Linked DNA regions of Mus musculus: all the other regions are linked to region 3. A link is a loop called in an ENCODE intact Hi-C map of the cell type or tissue named here. Cell type or tissue: left cerebral cortex. All regions are shown on one strand.

Region 1 (8,000 bases), 110 kb before region 3:
GTAGAAGAAACAGTGCCCAAGGTGAGACCCTGAGCAGTCCCACCTCAGGCTACACTATCTAGGTGAACTGGTTTCTGTCTGAGGTTTCTGTTTTGTCTGGTTGTTTCATTTTGCAATGCCTGAGATGGAACCCAGGACCTTCTTGCTATTCAAGGAGTCTATACAAGTGCTCATGTTACTTAAAACTCAGCTACAGGCTCCAAACTGATATCAAAATAACAAAGCCCTGAGTGACAATCAGATCACCATGACACAGCAGCACTCTGTAGCTGTAGCTCACTGCTGGGCACTACACTGCAGGATGAAAAAAAACATTTACACTGGGTTAAAGATTCAAAATCATGGCGTTTCTCATTTTCTACATTTGCTGCAACACCTAACTACAGGCAGCTTGGGGGAACTGGTAGAATCACTTTTTTAAAATATAATGCTTTATGAGCAGGGGTGTGGCTCTGCTAGCAAAGAGCTTAAATAGCATGCATGAAGCCCTGGGTTTGATCCCCAGCACCATGGAAAGCAGAGTGTGGGGGAGGGGTGCATGCCTGCAGGTCTAGCACTAGCACATGAGAGGTGGAGGTGACACCCTATCTCAAAACTGGTGATCATTATATCAAACTGATATTATTTACAATATGGAGCAATAACCAAAACATTATTACATATTCTCAAATTATACTCCTCCTTTCTTTTTTAAGAGTCACAAGGGGGCTGGAGAGATGGCTCAGTGGTTAAGAGCACCAACTGCTCTTCCAGAGGTCCTGAGTTCGAATCCCAGCAACCACATGGTGGCTCACAACCATCTGTAATGGGATTCGATGCCCTCTTCTGGTGTGTCTGAAGAGAGCAATAGTGTATTCATATAAATATAATAAATCTTAAAAAAAAAAAAGAGTCACAAGATCCAAAGATGAAGTGAATCAAATCTAAGTTCATTAATACTCAATCCAAGGGCTGGAGAGATGGCTCAGTGGTTAAGAGCACTGCCTGATCTTCCAGAGGTCCTGAGTTCAATTCTCAGCAACTACATGGTGGCTCATAACCATCTGTAATGGAATATGATGCCATCTTCTGTTGTGTCTGAAGATAGTACAGTGGACTCACATCCATAAAATAAATAAATAAGCCAGGCAGTGGTGGCGCACTTTAATCCCAGCACTTAGGAGGCAGAGGCAGGAGGATTTCTGAGTTTGAGGCCAGCCTGGTCTACAGAGTGAGTTCCAGGACAACCAGGGATATACAGAGAAACCCTGTCTCGGAAAAACCACAAAAGAAAATAAATAAATAAATAAATATTAAAAAAGAAAGAAAGAAAAAAAAGAAAGAAGAAAAAAAGAAAGAAAGGTGTGCCACCACACTCTCTTTCCTAACTTTAAATATTTTGTTTTGTGTACACATGTTTGTGTGTGAATGGAAGGCAAGGCACAGCTCCCAGAAAACCTCACATCGAGCACCTTCCCACTCTGAGCCCTCACCAGCCCCACTTCTAACTCTCAGAACAGCTAACAAACTGACAGGAGTTTTGAGTTTTGGCTAAAATGATAGGACATACATACTGTAAAACTTACTCATAACCCACAAATATCCTAACTAAACAACACAGACATTGTTTTCCTCAAAGAGATTAACTGGTCCTCTTTCCTGGAGCCTGAGCATGTATCCACACCATACACTGACCTCTGGGCAGCACATACATAGGGCTGTAAGGCACTCGCATATCAGTTGGTGTTTGCATAAACTACAATAATAGCTGAAGATTTGTTAAAGATCTACTTTTAACTGGAATTAAGAATCCAAGGCTTGGGCTGAATACATGGCTCAGAGGTTAAGAGCACTGGCTGCTCTTCCAGAGGTCCTGAGTTCAGTTCCCAGCAACCATGTAGTGACTCAGAGCCATCTAGAATGAGATGTGGTACCCTCTTCTGGTGTGTAAGCATACATGCAGCCAGGACATTACATACATAATAAACAAATAAATATTTGAAATAAAAATAATTCAAGGCTTAGCCGGGCATGGTATTGCATACTTTTAATCCCAACACTTAGGAGACAGAGACAGGTAGAGCTCTAAGGTCAAGGCCAGCCTGGTCTACAAAGCAAGTGTATGACAGCCAGGGCTGGTCACAATGAGGAACCCGGTCTCAAAAACAAACAAACAAACAAAAAAGAAAAGAAAAAGAGGAATTCAAGGCTTCCTAGTAAAACAGAAAAAAAAACAAAAAAGACTTAATAACTGCTATGTGAATGGTTGGTTTGCTTACATGTATAGTCTGAGTACCATGTGCATGCACTGCACAAAGAGGCCAGTAGAGGGTGTCACATTCCCTGGGACTGGAATGTGACCATTCCAGAGCCACCATATGGGTGCTAGAAATTCAACCCAGATCCTCTGGAACAGCAGCTAGTTCTTTTAACCATTCAGCTGTCTCTCCAGCCCCCAAAGCACAGGTCTGAAGAGGCACTTGAATGTGGACAGGAAATGCTCCCTGATTACAATCCTCAGTGGGCAGAGAACACTAAATGTGGGGACAGCCTCTATCCTCGCTGCTGGGCTCCAAATGAAGAGTTCTGCCTGGCACAACATCTCTGGCCTCAAACTGCAGCGTCACCCACTGCTACCTCTTCTGAGGCAACCAGCTCAACAGACCCACAGAAGGGCTGAACTCTTACTTTAAAAAAATAAAAATAAAGCTATCCTACGGAATTTGCATTAAGTATGTATGTCAGATCTAGTTTCATCGTGAGCTTCATCCTTACTGGATAATGTGGGCTGTTAACTAGGGAGGGCCCAGGGCTTTGCACATCATACACAAGCACTCTGCTGGAAGCTCCACGGCCCAAGACCGTTCCTAACCATAAAGGAGACCTTCTGCTGCTCTGCCATTTACACTGTCCACATTAATTCAGAAACTGGCGCATCAGTAAGCTTCACAGAGGACCCGTCTTTGGTTAGGTGTTCAGGTTATAGTGTATTCAGACTCGCCAGTTCTACATCCCCATCCAAGGAGTACAAAAAACTCCCATCATACCAGGCGTGAGCTCAAAGGAGGGTCTCTTGCAAGTGTAGCTGTGGTTATCGAGGACCCAAAGCTGCTTCCTCACAGCCTGGACTGTGAAACACACTATCTGTATTCACGGGTCTTACTTGTAGTTTTTTAAAAATTTTATCTATTTTAATGAGTGCTCTGCTGCATATACATCCACATGCCAGAAGGGGGCATCAGATTCCCCTTACAGATGGTTGTGAGCCACCATGTGGTGGCTGGGAATTGAGCAGGCAGAGCTCTTAACCGCTGAGCCATCTCTCCAGTCCCTTACTTATATTTTTAAATATACAAGTGCATCTTTTGAGGATAAAAAATAGGACAATATGCATAAGGGAACTAACTAGAGAGAACTGTAGTAAAATAAAGACAACTAAGCCATCAGAGTGTAATTAGGCAACAAGCCCCCAAAGCTGACTGCCGGCAGCTCCCGCTCAGTTACCTGCTCCTTCTCGAGCATGTCTGCTTTGCGCAGGATTTTCATTGCGTACACATGCCCTGTGTCTTTCTTCTGAACAAGCCGCACCTGGAAGGGTCCCAAAGATGTGGTAAGTCAAGTTCACACTGCCAAGCTAAGGATTTTCGTTTCCAGCATACTGAAGCTTCACAAATACTACTCACACAAGAAAGGCATGACCATCTGAATGTAAGCTAGTATTGCTTAAACATGCAAAAACAGACACTTTCAATGTTACAAACAAATCTACTATACAGCTGTGACAGCGATGAGAAGACTTCCACCTGTCTCCAGAGCTCAACAGCTTTGACTCCGAGTTGAACACATGTAAAAGCCTTTAGTTTCATTTTAAGGCATGGCAAATATCCAGAGTTAAACCTATGGCAAATACCCGACAGTTGACTCAGAAAGCCTAAGTAAAAATCACAACATTTAATATGAAAATTATACATCAGATCCACTTGTAATCCTAGCACTGAGGGACTGAAGCAGAGCTCTCACCAGCTTGAAGCCAGTCTGCCTATGCTGTGTGAGACCCTTTGTCAAAAAAACAGAAAAACAAAACAAAAAACCCCACAAAAATAAACCTTCTTCTTGGAAGAAATAAAGTAAAATAGAAATTAAACAGCACTTTTAAATTTTTTAAAAAAGATTTATTTATTATTATATGTAAGTACACTGTAACTGTCTTCAGACACTCCAGAAAAGGGCATCAGATCTCATTACAGATGGTTGTGAGCTACCATGTGGTTGCTGGGATTTGAACTCAGGACGTCTGGAAGAGCAGTCAGTGCTCTTAACCGCTGAGCCATCTCTCCAGCCCCACTTCTTAAGTGTTTTAATTATTTCTTTACTTTACTTACTTAGGTTTTATGTGAATGGGTGTTTTGCCTACAAGTATGTCCGTGCACCCCATGTAAGCAGTGCCTGAGGAAGCCAAAAGGCAATGGATTCCTCAGGGACTGGAGGAAAGGCAGTTGCCAGCCGACTTGTGGACACTGGGAATTGTGAAAGAGAAGCAGATGCTCCGAACCACTTAGGCAGAGGCTCACTGTACAGCCCTAGCTGGTGCCCAATTCAGAGATCTGTGTGCCTCTGACTCCTGCATGCTGACTTAAAACCATGGGCCACAATACCCAAGTGATCTGTTTATTGTATGTGCATGAGTCTGTCTGTGTGTAGGTATATGTGTGAGTGCAGATACTCAAGGAGTCCAAAAGAGGGTCTCCGATCCCGCGGAACTAGAGCTGTGTGCAGTTGTGAGTCCCCTGGTGGGTCCTGGAAACAGAGCTCAGTCAGGTCCTCTGCAAGAGCAGTGAGTGCCCTAACCACTGACCCAAGGCTCGGGCTGTTAAATTCTTTCGAAAATGTTTTATTAGGAAAAAAGTTTTCTTTCTCTATTTTTTTTTCATTTTTTTCTGACAGGATCTATGTAGTCCTGAAGCTCACTATGGAGAAAAGGCCCCAAACTCACAGAGAGCCATCTGCCTCTGACTCCTAGGTGCTGGGATTAAAGACCTAAGCTACTATGTCCAGCCTATTTTCCAATTTTTTAAAAGAATTCAATTATTTTTAATTAAAGTGAATGTGTCTGTAAGTGGGCACTGTATTCTAAAAGTGCAGTAAGGGCTTTTAACCAATAAGCCATCTCTCTAGCACCATTTTCCCAGTGCTTTTAAAGAGAAAATTGTACTGTGAAAAGAAAACTAATGGTCTATTAAAAAGGAAAACCTCCTGGCAAGCTCCTGGGCATTCTCTCCTTTCCCCCAAGATACCTAAGTTTTGTGGGGTTTTGTTCTCTTACTGCAATGCCAAGTCAAAGAGCATGCTCCTGTTCCTTCTCCCAGGTCCAAAACTCCATTTAATTTACTGTCCTTAGATGGAGGACATACTAGATATTAAACTGCTAAGAGCAGATACTACACCTGATCTCAGTCAAAAAGACTGAGAAGTGGTTTTTCCCCTATGTCTTTCTGCATTTTGTCTTTCTAATCAAGTACCATGTGCTTTTTCTTGAACAGGGAGCATTTTGAACAACACTTCCTTATTCTCAAGGGCTAACTGGAATTCTCAACTGAAGGGTCAATTTTACCTTTTGAGAGTCTCTTCACGATAATATGCAGTTCTCCCCTGAGTACTGTTGTTTATACCATGTTTCTCCTTCTACACGGAGACCATGTAATTACTGCATCAGTAAGCTGCCTTTGCATGTTTTCCATCAATGGCAATGACCTTGGCATGAGCTCATTCACCGTTTTCCCGAGACTGCTCTTGTAGTGCAGCAGGATTCATTGATAAGATCTGGGCTAAGTAAAGGCCTGGGGAGCAGCAGAAGGGCAGAGCACCTGTCTACATTTGATTCTTGCAACCAGACACAGACAGCAGCTGGGCCTTTAATGCTCTATACTAATTCAAGGTCTGTCTTTTTTTTTTTTTTTTTTTTTTAAAAAGACAGGATCCCTAGCTAACCTGGGCTGGCGTGTCCTTCTGCCTCAGCTTCTAGAGTGCTACCATTACATTCATGCGTATGTCTAACCAAGCTTAGGCACATCTCTTTAGAGCTGTAAGCATCTGGTAGGGAATAGAGTGGAGACAAGATCAGTTTCCTCCTTGAGAACGGTGGTACTGGGAAAGCAACAGCTTCAAGGCAGAGGACTCCAGCCCAGCCTCTGGTCTCTATGCTCAACAGCTGTGTGACTGACAGACCGTGTGCATCTTCAGAGTCTTAATGTCTACATCCACTGTGATGATTCCAGAATTAATGAGTAAATATACTGGGCATCCTAACATCAGGATCTCAGCACAGTGGGACATGCCTGTAACACTCTGCATGCTATGGCAGCGGGATCACACAGTTGATGCCAACTTGGGCTACATAGTGTGACTCTGTCCAAAAAAAACAAAGTGCTAATGTCCTCTCTGACAAGTCAGAAGTGATCTGGGACAATGAACTGGGGAGAAAAAGAAAAAGAGAAGTGAACATGTCTATCCAGTGAACTCCATATATTTCAAGACAGGCTCTCCCTAGCTAACCTGGTATTACACACCATCAGGAACTCATGGCATGTTAAAAGCTTTGAATTTCTGGGATTTTTTTTTTTTTACCTCACCAAATGCTCCTCGGCCTATGACTTTTAAAGACTCAAAATCTTCCAGTCCAAGCCTTGTTCTCTTTAATCGAAGAAACTCTGTTTCCTTCCGAGCGTGCGCGGATCTTCTGAGTCGTTTCTAATGTTTATACAAAGAAAAGGAAGGAAAGCTGAAATTCTGAAACCAACTCCTATCTGTCTTGTGCAGCTGGGAGCAGAGCCACGCTAGTCTATACATAATCTTCCCATTTTCCCTGTGACTGACAGCATCACACAAGCATGCTCTAGTGGTTCCTTCTCCCCTCCCAGGTCATCAGACATAACGAGCAAGCCACACTGAAGGGGGTGTGGGGCTCCTGAGAACTCTGAAGAAACTACTTCAACAATCTAGCCTTTCTAATGGTGAGAGACAAATCAACATTTTCCATGAGCCTTTTCTTAGGTAAGGGTGTTTTTCTAAAGTCCTCCAAGACCAGTACATACTAGCATTCATTCACCACCTGGCCTCAATGCCCTGTGCTGGGGACTTGCTACCACTGTCCTGGGCTGTATCACCCACGTTTCTGAAGGTGTTGCCAGAGCTGTTTGGCTACCTGCATCCCTCCTCACTGGTGTATCTTTGCCTCACATCTGTAAGCTGTGTGCACAAGGGCTGTCAGGAGGCAGTCCCCTGTTCCAATAACGACTTCAGAAATGTTCCTTACTGCTACGGGGTCTTTCAGTTAATTCATTCACTCATTAAAGACAAGATCTCACCCTCTGGTGCAGGTTGGCCTCAATCCTGCAGCAATCCTCCTGCCTCAACTTCCAAGTGCTGAGATTACAGTATGAAGCACCACAACTTGGTAAAAAATTCTCACTCTGTTCTTCTAAATTTTAATTTAGTTTAACTAATTTCATCTTTTCTTTTCTTAGAATTCTAAAGCTAATTAATCACCATAACTGTGACTAGAGAGACCGCCCTCTCCTAAGCACCTAATTAACGTCTTCCTCTGAATGAGTAACTGAATCCAAAAGCATGCTAACTCTCAAATTCCTGTCACGGAGCCAAACGCTTCCCTGGCACCAAAGCTAACTTGATGAAGAAAACATAACCTTCACGCTGGAACCCGGGAACAAGCCCCATATAAATCACCTCTTCGTCTTTCAGGCCTTCTTCTTCCATCACCTTTTCTAACTTCTTTTGTCTAAAATAAACCAAAAAAAAAAAAAAAAGATAAAATAGCATTTGTATTCTGACAAGCCTATACAAACAGAATTGTTAAGCACTTGTAAGTATTCACTTAGATAAAAGGTCATGAAATAGCCGGGCAGTGGTAGTGCACGCCTTTAATCCCAGCACTTGGGAGGCAGAGGCAGGCGGATTTCTGAGTTCGAGGCCAGCCTGGTCTACAAAGTGAGCTCCAGGACAGC
Region 2 (8,000 bases), 74 kb after region 3:
CAATGCTGTCTGGCCCAAAACCCAACCCAGAACCTGAGCTTCTACAGCTCTACCCTAGTTCTTTCTCTTTGTTTTCTTTTTCACTTAGTTTTGAGATGGGGATTCGGTGTGCAGCTCTGGCTAGCTTAGAACTTGCTATGTTACCAGGCTGGTCTTGAACTCATGAAAAGCCTTCCACCTTTGCCTTTCGATTGCTTGGATTAAAGGTTGCACCACTACACCCAGTCTCTAAGTCGACAGAAAATACAGGTGACAGGGAGAACGTCTGGCCCAGGAATCTCATTTTTATTCCTTTTTGGTTCAGCCGGCAGGGGAGGGAAGCCAGGATGCCTCCTGCCGGGACACACTCCCTCTGCTCCTGAACGTGCCTGTGGTTTTAGCAGCCCCTTGCCTCCATCATGGCCATCCCATGATCAGCTTTTATCGTATCCAGCCCCACTGGGACACAGCCTAGGAGGCTAGCATTACTAATCAGCCAGGAACAATAGGAGCCGGGACAGCACTCAGGTGGTGCAGAATGGAGATAAGGTCTCAGTCCCGCCCGCTATGTAAATCAGGAGTGCTATGCAAATGAGATGGAGAGCAAAATGTGGCTTGTTTGAAGATTGCCAGGTGCTAGGAAGATGAAGGTTGGCTGCTTAATGGAATATAGAAGAGAGGTTTGGGGCATTTTTTTTTTCTTCTTTAATGCAGAAAGGCTAGAGGAGGCCTTTGGATACCCAGAGGGTGTGTGTATCTGGGTATCCAAAGGCCTCCTCTAGCCTCTCTGCATGGATCCACTATGGCTGCCTTTGCAGAGCTGGGGGCACAGCTCAGGGGTACAGCACTTTTCTTGCATTAAAGAAAGAAAGAAAAAAAAAAGCCTCAAACCTCTCCTGCCGGGCTGGGATGCGCCCTGGGTAGCTGCCCTGCCTGGCTCCTCTCAGGCAGGGGCAGTCATCCCTCACCTGCACCTGTGGGCTCTCGGCTGCCCACGCCCTGACCTGGCAGCCGCCTGCAGGGAGTGTACCAGGGAGGCCCCTCTTTGGAATCGGGCCATTTCTAGTAAGCTCTTGGCTGAGGCAGCCTGGCTGTGCTGCCTGTCATGGCCTGGAGGTCACCCCTCTGCAGTTCCTTTTGCTCTTTCAGCTTGGGGTTGGACACCTGCTGTCCCTGGGACTGTCCCCTAATGTCCCTCCCGACAGGTTCCTTGCCCCACACTTAAACTCTGGCAGGAGCGATACTCACAGAAAGAACATGACTCACCCACAGTAACTCAGGAAATTCAAGGCAAACAGGGACCTAGAACCTGCATCTCCTGATGCCTGTGCAGAGCACTTTCTACCTCCCACTCCTTGGCTCTGTCACAAGAGCTCCTACCTCCACCAGGGCCTCTCTCTGCTCAGGAATTCCACATGACCCAGGCAGGTGTCCTGGGCTTGGAATCCAGAGGTAGGCAGAGTTCTCAGCTCTAAGGTGGAGTCTCCTGGGAGCCCAGTGTTGGGCTCCAGTTGGGGCCTTGTGGGGCACGCTCTGGTTACATGGTATGGAGCCCTGCCCTCTCCCTGGGGCTGGGGAGGCCAGGCCCTGTTTCTCTCACCCTCCTTTGATGTAATCCAGGAAGGTACTCTCTGACTCTACCGCAAAGGAAAGCAGGGTGACCTGGGAAAAAAAGGGAGTGTGGTTAGTGGAGAGCCCAGGGGATGGCCAGGATCCGATGGCACACTCTGCCTGTGGGCCGTTTTCAGGGACTGGTTTCCCTAGTGCCTGTGGCCATCCCACGGAGGACGTTTATCTCCATTTTACAGCCAAGGAAACTGAGGTTCCAAGGCAGCTGCCAGGATGTGGCACAGTGGGAATATGAGCCTAGTAGGTCTGAATTCAGAACCTCCCTGACTTTCATGTCAAGACAGGGTCTCACCTAGCCCGAGCTGCCCTTGAACTCCTGTGTAGCCAAGGATGACATTGAGCCACATTTAACTTAACTTTGATAACCCAACTGCTGAAGCACAGGGCTCGGGGTAAGGGACCAGGCATCCTCCAAGTGAGCCCTGGGGAAACCCAGAGCCCTGGCCTGCAGTATGGAGGCCTGGGGAATCTTTCTGATGTAGATCCAGCCACCCGTCCATGCCTGTGTCTCTGACTGGCATGGAGCCCACGCCTCTGTCTCTGAACTGTTCTCTTCTCTGGCCTTGCCTGTCATGCTCCCTTCCGGGGTGCTGTTCAGTCTCTACCCCTTCACCCCCAAGACCCTCTGAGTATCCCATCCTTTCCCCACAGGTGCCTCCTACTCAAGATTCCTCTTGACTTGAAGCCTCCTGCCTTCTGTGCCCCAAGGGACTGTGGCAATGGCTCTGCCCACTTAGGCAGCCTGCCGCAAAGAATTCTGGGCCACGGAGAGGAGGAAGAGCAAGGCACCTGAAGGGGGGGAGGGGCGGAGACCAAGGCCTCCCGGCTGGTGTGGTCTAAGTGTCAGCTCAGCTAAGCCAGCTGTGACAAAGCTGAAGTCCCTCAACAAGAAGGTCTGTGTGCAGTGGTCCCGGAGAGCCACACCCAGGGGCACGGTGTGCCAAGCACCTGAGAGGCCACTGAACCTCCTCCCAGGGGTGGTGGCTCAGCCAACCAGAAAGAGCTGCAGCAACAGCCCAGGTGGAGCCTCTGAAGAAGACACCAGAGTTTCTCACCCTGTCCAGCTGCCCAGCCCCAACGCTGGCCAGTGCGAGCTTCTGAGTCTTCAGGTCTGAGCAATGGATCTTTGGGGAACTTTGTTTAACTCTTCCCATGAGTGCCCCCGCAGCAGGGATGGCCCCACCCCACCCCAGGCCCTGGGAGGCCTGTGCTGTTCCTAGCTCCGTGTGGGGCCTGGAATAGATCCCTTCTCTTCATTGCTAGGAAGGCTGGTCAAAAGGAATGGTTTCGAGACCTTTTTCATTTTGGTTGCACATCTAAAGAACTGCCATTCTGGGGAGGTCCTGCCTCCTCTGGGGCACTTAGGATGTGTGTTTGGGGTGGGGGGGGGGGAATTACCCAGGTCTAATGGCAAAGACTGGGCGTGCTTCTATTGTGAATGGGGAAGGCCTGTGAGCACAGGGCACTGCCCAAACAAATGCTGTTTCTACCTGGGGGACACTGCAGTCAGGGACATCAGCGCATCCAAGTCCCCGAGTGTGAAGAAGCCCCACACAGAAGAGTCTTGATTGGAAGGAGCGGTACACAGGAGAGTCTTGGTTCATTTCTCCCACACATGAGCGGAGTATGGGACAATCAGAGGCCTACCTTCCATAGGTCTGTCACCACCCCCAGTGCTGGCTCCATTTTACATGTGGGGTTGCTCCAAGGAGGATGGGATTCGGGGAGAGAACTCTTCTGAGCCTAGTGACTACATTACCTGACAGAGACATCTCTCTCAGGAATAAGGGTCAGAGGAGGGAAAGAGGGCACAAACCCAGGTACATTTGCATAGCAAATATACGGACCCATTCTAGAATAGACAACAGAGAAAGCCCAGATCTCTCATGTTGAACATGGGAACAGAGAGCTCCGTGCAGTGTGGTCATGCAGCATGGCTCACCAGAACAAGGTGGCCCTCCTCCCGGCCCCAGGGCTTCTCCAACACCAGTAACCACATCTACAGCTGCCCCCAGGGCCTTTGCATATGCTGTTTTTGAGGGCTGGGTCCCTTTATTCTGTATTTATTCTGTATTCTATATTTATTATGTATTCTCAATATCTGATCCATTCTGTTTCACCTTCCCCCACAGCTCTTGAAATCATTTCACTGATGTGTGTGCAGGTACTAAAGAACCCTCTGCCTCCCCTGTTATAAGCACCAGGGACCTGGGTCTTCCGTTTCCTGCCTGTGTCATTTGCCCGTATGGTTCTGCTGAGAGCCCAGCACATATTTGCTGAATGTTAGAATGTCCAGCCCACCAGCCCTCACAAATCAAGGACCAAAGTGGTCTCTGGTGGTAACAGTTACTCAGCGGCAGTGCCTGCTGCTGCCCACGCAGGATGAAAGGTGGAGTTGACTCCTGCATGACTCTTCGCTGTCTAACCTTGACTGAGTCACTTCCCTGCTCCTCTCCATGATAGTGGATGCCAGTGTGGCCTCTCACAGTGCCCAGTTCCTGGGGATTCCCCACATGCACACCCGCTTTTCCTTCCTGCAGAGATTCCCTGAGGCTGATGGTTCTCTGCTACCCACTCACCTAGATGGGACCCCTGCCCTTCAGCCTGGCTTTTGGCTCAGGGCAATGCCCCTCCATTGCGACAGGGGGCGCTACTCACCGTGCCAGAATTCACGTATTTCTTTTTCTTCATTTTCTTTTTTGGATTTATCACCTGTAGGGAAAAGTAACCACTGTTTGAAAGCAGTCGGGACAGTTTCGGGGCTCCCAGCAGACCTGGGTGTGGCTTGGGCATCAGCCCAGCAGGGTACGGGTGTGACCGCAGCTTGGGAAGGGCTTTGCCAGGCTTTGTGAGATGCTGGCACTTGGGCATCCTCATTAACCCTGAGTCCCAGTATCCATCACACTGAGACAGTTTCTTTAGCTTTGTCTCCCAATACCCTTAAACCTGCCAGAGCAACCAGGTGTTGCAAGACAACTCTGCCCACGCCTGCCTGTGCTGGCTGGGCCGCTCTTTTACCCCCTACACATTTGCAGTCCTGCCTTCCCCATTCTCCTTGGGGCTCCCACTCAGGGGTGCCCTGAGCCTATGAGCCTGGCTCTGGGCCACCCTGACCCACAGTAGGAAGCTTCCAAACCAAACCTGCTCGTCCCATGACAAGGCTCCGCACAGTAGGCTCTGTAAAGACTCAGGATGTCTCTGTCCCCCCACTAGTGACAACAGTGGGTGACACCCTTCACCCCTGACATCTAGTAAAGTCTGTAGGTGGTTGTCACCACTCGGGGAGCGGGTGGGAGGTCAAGACGCTGCCTCAGAGCAGTGACCCAGCTGTAGTTGTGGTTACTGGTGTTGGAGAAGCCCTGGGGCTGGGAGGAGGGCCACCTTGTCCTGGTGAGCCATGCTGCACGGAGCTCTCTGTTCCCAGGCTCAACACGAGAGATCTGGGCTTTCTCTGGTGTGCAATCAACAGAGCCAGGCTGTTCTCAAACTCTTATCCCCTCTCCCACATGGCATATCCCACGTGCCTCTCTTGGGGATCTTTCCTATGTCTTTTTATTTGTTGTTTTTTCAAGACGGCATTCCCTACATAGCTCTGGCTGGCCTGGAACTTGCTCTGTAGACCAGGCTGGCCTTGAACTCGGAGATCCACCATCTGCCTCTGCCTCTCAAGTGCTAGGATTAAAGGCGTGCGCCACCAGCTTCCTGTCTTCCCTCCCTATGTCTTTAACTGCAGTTTCTTCGGTCTAACAAGGATTGATGCCCACTTCAGAGACGAAGGGAACCAGGACACAGAGATGCCAGGCGATTTGCTTAAGTCACACAGCCATCTGGGTAGACACAGGAAGAGAAACCTGTCTCCAGGCCAGCGGTGCATACGTACAGAGCTGTCACCCGTGATGGATGAGTGACAAGTTCAAATGGGAGGGCTGGCATCATGCTCAGGTGGGGACTGAGGCTGGGTCTGAGATGCTGAACATCCTAGAAGTGCCTCTCTAGCCATGGGGCAGCCTTCTCTAATACCACCTGGCTGCCAGGCAGAAGGGCAGAGTTGCAGACTCAACATTAATGTTTACCCAGCTGAGCTTATTCGGGGTTTGGAACAAAATGTACCTCCGACCCCTGCTTCACGGTTCCCTGCAGCAGAGTGGAGCGAGCAGAACACGGTTTAGGGGTGTAGATTTCTTTATAGTACCTCTTAGACTCATTTTGGTTTGCTTTCTATTGTTGAGACAGGGGTCTCACCGTGTAGTCTAGGCTGGCCTTGAGGTCACATTCCCCTGCTTCTGCTTTCTGAGTGGTGGGGACCACAGATACACACAACCGTGCCTGACACATTTCTTTGAAGCCTTTGGCATTATCTTTAAATTAACGTGTAGTCAGTCACACTTCCGCTCTCTGAACCTACTCTTTTTTTTTTTTTTTTATGTTAAAGCAACCGTTGGCGTCAGATCTGAGCGAAGTGGACAGTGAGTTAGCACCCTGTCTGCTCTGAGCTCTCCTGGGATTTCCTAGAACCTCCCTCATCCTAGCCTCTCTAGCTACAAGTGACTGTCAGGCTTCACACAGGGCCACAGCACCCCCTAGGGACGCTACAAGGAACTGGCCCGCTCCACTAGGCGGCTACCTTTCCCCATGTCTGAAATCTGGTTTCCTGTGCACCAGGCTGCTGGGAATGCAGAATGAACCGGCCCACCTCTGAGGGTCTCATGGTCATGGAAAGGCCCCAGGCACAACCTCGGGAAGAAGAGTGTGCCTGTAGAGACTTGCAAAGGTGATGACTTCCTTGAGGGGACATTTGAGAAAGCCTCTGGGGACCATATTGATCAGAAGTGGGACCATATTGACTCAGTAGAGTCCTTGGGGAGGCAGCAGCTTCAGTGCTCGGGGCCCAGACAGACATGAGCCGTGCCTCTCTTCACAGAAGGAGCACACTCCCCTCTGTAGGCCCGTGGGGCTCAGGTGTGGTGACAATGGGGTCAGGTTAATACTCAGTGCCAGCTTAAGTGGAGATCTGCCTTAACATTAGAGAGTGGGGGTGTGGGGTGAAGTTCATTTCAAGGCAACACGGAGCCACACCCAGAGCATTCTGGTCACTGTGGAGGTTAGAAGAGACTAGAATCCTATTGCAAAGCCCCACACCCTGCAGAGGATGGTGGGAGCTCAGGAGGTGGGGGGGGGGTGTGCTGTTGGGGATCACTGGAGGGGTTGGAGACTGGAGGCTTGTCTGGGGCTGTCAGAAGGACAGTAGGACTTGAAGAGGCTCAGCGTCTGAGTGATTCTTTAGCAGAGGCTGGGTCCCAGGAACAGCTGCTTTAAAAGTGTGTCCCGCCAGGGTGGCTTCAGGGTTGGAGGTGGGGTGTTGACTGGTGAGGACCTTTTTCACACTCCTGACTCTAGCAAGGGCTTCCTGGGCCCACTTGGCCTCCTGGTGACACCCCTTGGGTCCAAAGCTGCCCCCCCGGGGGTGGGGGCGGGGCGCCAGAAACGGAGGTGGTTTTCCCCTGGCTCAGGCAGCTCGTATCTTGTTGATTGCAAAGAGGCTGTCTGAGGAAACGGAAGGAAACCGGCCGCCCCATCTGTGCAGCTTCCGATTTCCATTTCACCCAAGACTTCACAGCCACTGGAAGCCAAACCCCAAGAGAGATAACTGCTCCACCCACTTCCCAAAGAAAGGTACAGTCTGCCTTGCCTGGGCTAGGGGACTCCTTCCCCAAAACCACTATGAAGGTCGGAAAGATAGTTCAGTGGTTAAGAGCACTGGCTACTCCTCCAGAGGACCACAAGCTTTGTCTGAAGACGTGGGGCCACTCTGGAGTTGGGACCTCAGGTCTTGGCTTGTTAGACATCTTTCCCTTCCTTCCTGGTGCTCTTCCTGTGGTGTGTGTTGGAGGTGTGTGTGTAGGGCCGGGGAATGGTGGTGTGTGTGTGGGGGAGGGGAGTGGCTATTAAATTACTTTTATAAAAATTTATTTATTTATTTTTATGTATGTGAGTACACTGTAGCTATACAGAGCTGTACAGATGGTTGTGAGCCTTCATGTGGTTGTTGGGAATTGAATTTTAGGACCTCTGCTCGCTCCAAGTCAACCCCTCTTGCTCCAGTCAGGCCTGCTGGTTCAGTTCCTGCTTTCTCTGGCCCAAAGATTTATTTATTATTATACATTATTATACACCAGAAGTGGGCGTCAGATCTCATTACGGATGGTTGTGAGCCACCCTGTGGGGGCTGGGATTTGAACTCAGGACCTTCAGAAGAGCAGTCAGTGCTCTTACCCGCTGAGCCATCTCGCCAGCCCGCACCCAGGACTTTCTTAAGGACCTATCAGAAGTGTTCTGCAAGGGGTGGAACTCAAGAACTTGGAAGTCAGATGACTTAGCGCTGTGTGTTTGTG
Region 3 (8,000 bases):
AGGTGAAGGATGCTTTTGTGCATCTGTGTGTGTGTGCCTGGGGTGTGTATGTGTCAGGTACTGTATGTAGTCATTTTGTCACTTTGTCATTTTGGGGTCTGGAGGGCTCCTCCAACCATGTTTCTGAGTATACATTCACGTGCAATGGTGTGCCTGACTATACATTCAAGTGCAAGGCCAAGAATGTTTGTTAGAAAGACTGAGTAGTCCCAGACTTAATAAATATTTGTTGAGTACTTTTGTGGTGCTCTGGGAAGCCAGAAGTTGTTTAAAATAAATCTCTCCAACACCAGTAGGGTAAAGGCACAGGAGGTCACAGCACTCAGCAGTTCAGTATAAGCCTTTATTCAAGCTGTTTTCTCCCAAAGTAAACAGACAGACAATGTCACTTCTATCTGAGAAGCCTGGAGGCCAAGGGGATTTGGGCAGTTTTGACATCCTGTGCTGGCCCCTGACAGCCCAGCCCTGGGATGGACGACTTGGATGCAGGGACTGGACCGTTCAGGAGCTGGGGCATTGTGGGAGTGGCCATTATGTCTGTCCTGGTTTGGGGGTCTGAAGGGGGTCCTTCAACTGTGTTTCTGAACAGGATGAGGCTTTTGAGGGGGGTTGGGAAGGTGGCCAAGCCCTTCCCAGACTTCCACCCCCCATCACAGAAGAGGAGGCCTGTCTAGGTCAGCTAAATCCGAGGAGGAAGACTGGGCATGTCTGGGCAGCGATCTCTAGACATCGGAGAGCAGATGTCAGAACTCACAGCTTCTCCAAAGCAGGATTTTGATCTTTTAACTAAAGATATCCGTTCAAACTAAGACTCCAGTCTCTGCTTTATTTAAAATTTTTGTTTGTGTTTGTTTTGAGAGAGAGAGGAATTTGTTTTTGTTTTAGAGGCAGGATGTCATGTAACCTTGATGAATTATTGGTCCTCCTGTTTCTGTCTCCTGAGTGCCGGGATTACAGATGTATGCCGCTATCATCTAGATGATGCCTTACTAGGGATCCAACTCCTGGCTTCATACATGTTAGGCAAGCGCTATATTAACGGAGCTACATCCCTTTTTGGATGCATGGTGATCTCAGATAGCTCAGGCTAGCCTTGAGCTCCAAATCCCCCCTGCCTCCCAAGTACCGTGATTTCAGGCATGTACCTCTATGCTTAGCTGAGATGGTGGTCTTGCTATGTAGCCCATGTGACCAGGCTGGATCGTGTAACAAGACTGAAGAAAACCCCCTTCTGCTGGGTGTGATGGCTCAGACCTGTAGTCTTAACTCTAAGCAAGGAAGTTAAGGCAGGAAGATTGCCTTGAATATGAGGGCCACCCTGGGCTACATAGCGAGGCCTCGTCTCAAAAGACCCCAAACAGAAGGAAATAAAACTGACTAGAGACATGGAGGAAGGTGGGAACGGAGAATGTCTTACTGCTATGTCTGTCAGGAACATCCGTAGATGTTTCTAGAATTGTCCTTTATCAATGTCATTTTAGTGGACTGTCTGGATCTTGGGAGGGGGAGTATTAGACATTTCCCTCATTTTGGACCCAGAGAAAGAAATCTGCAAGCAGAGTACTCTGGGCAGCTTGCCAGAGGTCAGCAGGTAGCCATTAGTGTGGTCCCAGTCAGGTCTTGATGCTCTCACTTGCAGGATGTATTATGGTGTGAGAAATGTTCACATGCTGGCTTCTGAAGAGGGGAGAGGGGAGGTAAGGAGCCTGGCGGCTGTTTTTCTTGGTAGTCCGTGGTCTGAGAACTGGACTCAATCTCCCCGATTTCTGAGGCGGTTGACAGCATCCTTTCCTTCTGTGGAACTGCTTTCCTCGTCTGTGAGACAGGGAGGAAATGATCGCGTTCTGGACCCGATGTCCGAGGGGCTTCTGGGAGGAGGGGGAAAAAAATCTCCAGACATAGTGGGACTTCTTGGGATTTTAAACTATTTTTTATTATTTATGGGCTTGTTTTGTTTTTGAGAGGGTCTCAATGGATAGCCCAGGCTGGTCTTGAACCTGTAACGCCCCTCGTGCCTCAATCTCCCAAGTATAGGATTCCAGGCTTTTGCTATCATACTCAAATGATCAATTTATTTATATTTGAAACAGTGTCACATATTTCAAGTTGGTCTCCATCGGAATAGGTAGCTGTCAAAACGACCTTGAATGCCTATTTCCCCCTCCTCACCCCCCACTGGGCGCTGTTATTACAGACGTGACCCCGCATGCCCAGTTTATGGGGCCCTGGAGCTCCAACCCAGGGCTTCACTTCCAGCAAGTTAGGCAAACACTGTACCAACAGACCCACCTCCCGAAACCCAGGATTTTATTTACTAATATCAGTGATCTGGAAAAGAGTTAGTCCTTCCCACAGTTGGTCAGGGACAGACCCATAAACACTCACTCAGCTCTAACTGTACTGTTGTTCATAGATGTATGTGGCTCTGCTGGTGCGCTGCGTGACAAGAGAATAGCCCAGGTGTGGGGGAGGGGAGGGCGCGCCCTCTTAACGCGCGCCGGTTCTAGCTGTCTGGCGCGGGCTTAGATTCCCAGAGGGGAGGGCGGGCCAGCGAGTCCCCGGGATCGGTGAAGGAGTGGGTTGGTCCTGCCTCTGAGGGGGCGGGGCCTGGGCCGACGCTATAAGGAGGCAGCTCGACGCCAACTGCAGCAGCCGAGAGGTGTGAGCCGCCGCGGTGTCAGAGTCTAGGGGAATTGGAGTCAGGCGCAGATCCACAGCGATATCCAGACATTCAGAGGTGAGAGCTTCGTGGCAGGGAACAATAGTTCTTCCCCGTAGCAATGCGCTGAGCCCAGTGGGTGTCCCCAGAAGTGTGTGTGTGTGTGTGTGTGTGTGTGTGTGGTGATGAGTGGATCACCTGTGTGTGTATATGTGTATTTGTGCGTGCCCGCCAGAGTCACAGGTGTGTCCGCGGCAGGTGGATGACGGGTGTGGGTCTGAGCGTCCGTGGTGGCTGAAGGCTTCGTTTGTTGGAGTGTGACGAGGGTCAGGCTATGTCGCGGACTCGGCATACAGAGTCTGAACTCCAGGACCACGGATGGCAGCCACTCTTCCAGTCCTTGGAGACCGGGTCCGAGCGATGGCTGGCGGGGATCGGCTACCGGGAGCTCGCTTCTGGTTGCCAATGTTTCTAGGGATTCCAGGTGCGGCTCGCCCAAAGCGTGAGAATGAAGCTCACGGTGCCCCGAGATGGGTCCTGGGTGGCGGTTGTGACAAGCTTCGGCGAGTCTATCTAGAGCTTAGCGCAGAGCGGTTCTCCGATCCCATGGGTGCCGCCGGATCCCCGGTCCTTGTGAACCAAGTGCCCTGTTTCGCGGTAGCCACCACCCCACTGGGCTCTGAGGTCAGCGCGAGCTGTGTCCTCCGCCCTCGGGATCGTGCCTGGGCACGTCCTAGAGGACAGGCGAGGAGGTGACTCATTGTGACAAGGAGACCCCGGGCACTGGATTGAGACCAGAATCGCGCCACAACTGGGGATGGGTCAGTGGCAGCCCAGAAGCCCCTTTCCCTGCCCGGGTACAGCCTCGTTCCTGCCCCGTCCCCTCCCCCGCGCGGCACAGTGACCTATTTGGCGGGCACAGTATGTTCCCAGGGAACCCGGGACACGGGGAGGTCCAGGACGCGGTGTCCGGTCCCCGCTCGGCGGCGCGCCCTCGGGGACAGGGAGTCTGGGCGGGTCCTGTCCACCCTGCCAGCCCGGGAAGCGCAAAGGGTCCCACCCACCGCGCCCACCACGACCCGGACCAGTGACCGTGGGGCGCGAGAGGAGCCCGCACTGTAGAGCGGCCGGTATCCTCGCGGAGTGAGGCTTACGGGTGCCGTACATCAGACGCCCCGGGGCTGGGGCCCTCGACCCAGTCCACACCCAGTGTAGGAAGGTGACCAGGCTGAGTGCGCCCACTAGGGCACATCCATTCCACTCGGAACCTCCGGGGACAAGGGCTACACTTGCACCCTGGTCGTGCGGGAAATACTTTGGGCTTGGGTTTGGCATTTGGGGGCGCGCTGGCAGCTTCCTCTGTCCCCTACGTCGCGTTTCAGAGAGGACACTCAGGCGGTTTTTTGTTGTCCTCGCCCTCATCTATTTTTATTTTCCAGGGATCTGACTCATCGCGTGCTTTGGGCGTGGAGATCAAGGTGGAGGGGGCCAGAGCTAAGAGCACTTTCTTTGCTCTCGAGTGTCCGTGCGTGCGTGTGTGCGTGCGTGCGTATGTGTGTGTGTGTGTGTGTCTGTGTACGTGCGTGTGTGTGTGTGTGTGTATGCGTGCGCGCGCGCGCGCTCAGTCTGGTTTCCCAACATAGGCGGGAATTTAGGAAGCCTGGGCTCATCGTGACGTGTTTTGTGGCCCGGGGTCCCCCTCCTTTCCTCTCCTCTCTCCACCCCAGGGTGACGCGCAGCTCCGGTGCCCAAGCAGTTTTGGCGGGCGGGCAGCGCCGGGCAGGAAACTGACTCACCACTCCTTGCTCGGCCTACGCGCCGCCTACCGAGCGCCATTTCCTGAGTGCACAGCGCCCCCTACCGGCATCAGTGAGGACTGCAAGGCCGGCTAGGCGCGGGTGGCACCACGGGCTTCTGCCACCCCCACCGCGGCTTAAAGGGAATTAAAATATGCCTGATGGCCAGATACAAGTGATTTTAGCAGGGTGTGCTAGCGGACTATTAGGGAGGCGTGGCCCTTGAGAGACAAGGTGGAGATCGTGCCCCTCTTGGGTTCCTGGTCTTATCTTCAGCTATGAAAAACTGGGGACTATCCAGCCTTAGCCGAGTCCATTGGTGTCTTCCCTTCCTTCCTCTGGCCCCTGTGAGCTACCGTCTGGGGAAGGGCACCAAACTTGTTTTTCGGCTCAGTTTGTCTGGGGAAATGAGCCAATCTATATTTCTATATCTATATAGATCTCTCTCTCTGTCTCTGTGTGTGTGTGAAAGAGAGACAGAGACAGAGAGACAAGCTTACAAAATGGCCCCAGCTACCAGTACTATATAGACAGGCTGGCCCAGTGGCCTGGAACTCATAAGGATCACGTGCCTCTGGTGGAGTGCTGGGATTAAAGACTCTCCCCATAACATGGAGCTCAGTCTATATTTAATAAAAAAGCTTTTCCAGCTGATTTTAATGGAGTCCTCTGGTCATGCCCCTCAAGGTGAGAAGACGAGAGAATGATCAATACTAGACCAAAAGGGTCTGAATTCAAACCCCGCTTGTGAGCCCTGTGCCTTTGGACACACATTCTGAACCTGGATTAGCTCTGCCGTAAAAGAATGTGATATTGCCATCTATTAACGATAGCTTTTGGTGGCTTACAACTGCAATCCCAGCACACTAGAGGCAGAGGCAGGAGGATGACTGAGTTGTACTAAAGGATGTGAATAGGCCCCAAGCTCTACCTGTAGGCAGAGGCCATCTGAGGTCCTTTAGGCCTCTGAGGTCTGCACCTTGAGAATCCTTTTGCGGGCAGTGGGAATCCTTGTTAGACCTGTGTTTCGGTTGGTTGGTGTTTAGCCAGGCTCTCACTATGCACACCAGGATGGCCTTCAACTCACAGACATTTTGCCTCTGCCTCCCGAGTGCTGTGTTTTGGGAATTGGCTGTTTTACTTATTTATGGAAGCCACAATGCTGGCCACGTTCCCTATGTAGTAGCCAAGGTAGACCCTGAACTTCTTTCCCTACCTCTGCCTCCAGCGATTACAGGTGTGTGCCGCCACACCCAGTTTTATAGAGAGCTCCTTGCTTAGCACAAGGCCCAGGCTTTACCATCGGGGCCCCAGACGCTTCATCTCTTCTGGCTTCCTACCTTGAATCATAGTCTGGGTACCCCCTTCTCTCTTCCAGCTGTGGGCAAACTCACCCTGAGGTCTTAAGGAGCTGGGCGTGTGTATGTGTGTGGTAGTGTATGTGGTAAGAGCCCAGGGGGTCTTGCCTCAGGAAGCCACTGGGGCTCACCTTGCAAGCTCAAAGGCCCTCCTTAGAAGCTGCATCCCCTAGTCTTGGAGTCAGGATGGGCCACTCAGGTATCCCTCTTTCCTGGAGAGGAGCCAGGTAAACCAACACCTTTAACTTTTTTTTTTTTTTCAGTGCCTGTAAAACGGGTTCCTTGGGCACAGGCTATAGGCACGTCTGGGGCTGGGAGGTGTCTAGACTCCAGATTACCTGATCTGCCTGGCAGGATGTGGCTCAGCCTGGGAGAGAGCCTTAACCCCGCTCCACCCCTTCAGACTCTCCTCTCCCCCAGGCTACTGCCTCCCCCCAGGCTGCTGCCTCCCCCCAGGCTACTGCCTCCCCCCAGGCTGCTGCCTCCTCCCAGGCTACTGCCTCCTCCCAGGCTGCTGCCTCCTCCCAGGCTACTGCCTGCCAGCGTCCTTTGGAAAGGCCTCCAGCCTGGAGCACCTGTCAGTGACAGTGGGAGGGAGGGAGGGGCAGGGAGGAGGCTCTGTCAGAATTAGGGGCAGAGAGGCACGCTCATGGCTTCTGTTTCTCAGGATTGCCTATGTTAACTTAGTTCATTCTCAAATAGGGAGCCCAGAGATGTTAGGGTACTTATTCGGGGTCACCCAGCAAAGCCTTGATTCTGATCTGGGCAGTCTAGCTCCGGCATTCTCGCGCCTCTCTCCCAGCCACCATGCCAGCCTCGCGAGTATGCTGCCACAACCACACTGGCTAAGAAACAGAGGCTGGAGACATGGAGTCACTTTTTAAAACTGGTGCCAAGTAGCAGCACTAATGCTATACAGTTTATGTGTAGTATCCCAAAGTCCAGGGCACTTTTTTTTTTTTTTTTTTTTTTTTTTTTTTTTTTTTTTGAGACAGGATGTCTCTGTATAGCCCTGGCTGTCCTGGAACTCACTTTGTAGACCAGGCTGGCCTCGAACTCAGAAATCCGCCTGCCTCTGCCTCCCGAGTGCTGGGATTAAAGGCGTGTGCCACCACGCCCGGCTGTCCAGGGTACTTTTGATTGGCCTGATGGAGTTAATCACCAAGACAGCAGGGTAGGGAGACCACTGGACCTAGCAATTCACACGTATTTGGGATGTTCACACCCATGAAGAACACGTTAGCACATTGATTTTGGCTAATAGAATTCCTGGGGTAAACAGGACGGTGACTCCTACTTCTGTGGACATCACCCGTGACCTTGGGGTGCAGGGCTGGCTGAACTCAACACCCACCTTAGTCTCATGGTGTGGTGGAAAAGCACCTGCAAGGACCAGAGGGAGCCTGAAGACTGTGATGGGGTAGTTTCCATAGTGACCCGGGTCCTTCTTGTGTTTCAGCCACAGGCACCATGTCCAATCCTGGTGATGTCCGACCTGTTCCGCACAGGAGCAAAGTGTGCCGTTGTCTCTTCGGTCCCGTGGACAGTGAGCAGTTGCGCCGTGATTGCGATGCGCTCATGGCGGGCTGTCTCCAGGAGGCCCGAGAACGGTGGAACTTTGACTTCGTCACGGAGACGCCGCTGGAGGGCAACTTCGTCTGGGAGCGCGTTCGGAGCCTAGGGCTGCCCAAGGTCTACCTGAGCCCTGGGTCCCGCAGCCGTGACGACCTGGGAGGGGACAAGAGGCCCAGTACTTCCTCTGCCCTGCTGCAGGGGCCAGCTCCGGAGGACCACGTGGCCTTGTCGCTGTCTTGCACTCTGGTGTCTGAGCGGCCTGAAGATTCCCCGGGTGGGCCCGGAACATCTCAGGGCCGAAAACGGAGGCAGACCAGCCTGACAGGTAAGGACAGGAGCAGAGAAGGAGAAAGATCCTGCAAGAGGCCTGGAGAGGAGAGGCCACCATTTGAGGATGGCCTTTACAGAGAACATTCCAGCCCTTCCCCACCACCAAGCCATTCCATAGGCGTGGGACCTCGTGGGGCTCAGAGGAACAGTTGATGTTCATATGATCCAGGCATTTTTCTCTGCAGTGACCGAAATGCCCAGGATAGTGTGGTGATTGGCAGTAGAGCTCTAAGAAGGGAGCCGGGCTGAAGAGATGGCTCAGCAGATGAGGGCACTTACTCT

Evidence for each region. Peaks named below come from ENCODE experiments on the same cell type or tissue, not always from the same donor. Only the 100,000 strongest peaks of a DNase experiment are listed, where the experiment ranks them.
Region 1: it touches region 3 in a loop (3-fold over the local background); 5 of 42 quality-filtered maps call a loop at or near these places.
Region 2: it touches region 3 in a loop (2.0-fold over the local background); 19 of 42 quality-filtered maps call a loop at or near these places.

The regions. Positions count from the first base shown.
Region 1 is chr17:28,984,695-28,992,694 of GRCm38, forward strand. Stk38 (serine/threonine kinase 38) reads right to left here. Exons shown (of 14, transcript NM_134115.3): 3 at 7,723-7,774; 4 at 6,604-6,726; 5 at 3,484-3,567. It also overlaps the pseudogene Gm23887. Among named protein-coding and RNA genes, the nearest start is that of Stk38, 19 kb to the right of the region's middle. In left cerebral cortex, CTCF peaks have their summits at 2,303 (motif pointing right) and 3,222 (motif pointing right); DNase peaks (open chromatin) are centred at 3,217 and 7,628.
Region 2 is chr17:29,165,139-29,173,138 of GRCm38, forward strand. Cpne5 (copine V) reads right to left here. Exons shown (of 21, transcript NM_153166.2): 13 at 4,267-4,320; 14 at 1,580-1,641. Among named protein-coding and RNA genes, the nearest start is that of Rab44, 55 kb to the left of the region's middle. In left cerebral cortex, CTCF peaks have their summits at 4,236 and 6,202; a DNase peak (open chromatin) is centred at 6,190.
Region 3 is chr17:29,091,125-29,099,124 of GRCm38, forward strand. It overlaps Cdkn1a (cyclin-dependent kinase inhibitor 1A (P21)), which reads left to right and starts at 2,645. Exons shown (of 3, transcript NM_007669.5): 1 at 2,645-2,737; 2 at 7,273-7,713. The coding sequence starts at 7,284. In left cerebral cortex, CTCF peaks have their summits at 3,884 and 4,533 (motif pointing left); DNase peaks (open chromatin) are centred at 2,609, 3,330, 3,530 and 4,395; H3K4me3 peaks cover 2,626 bases; H3K27ac peaks cover 1,873 bases.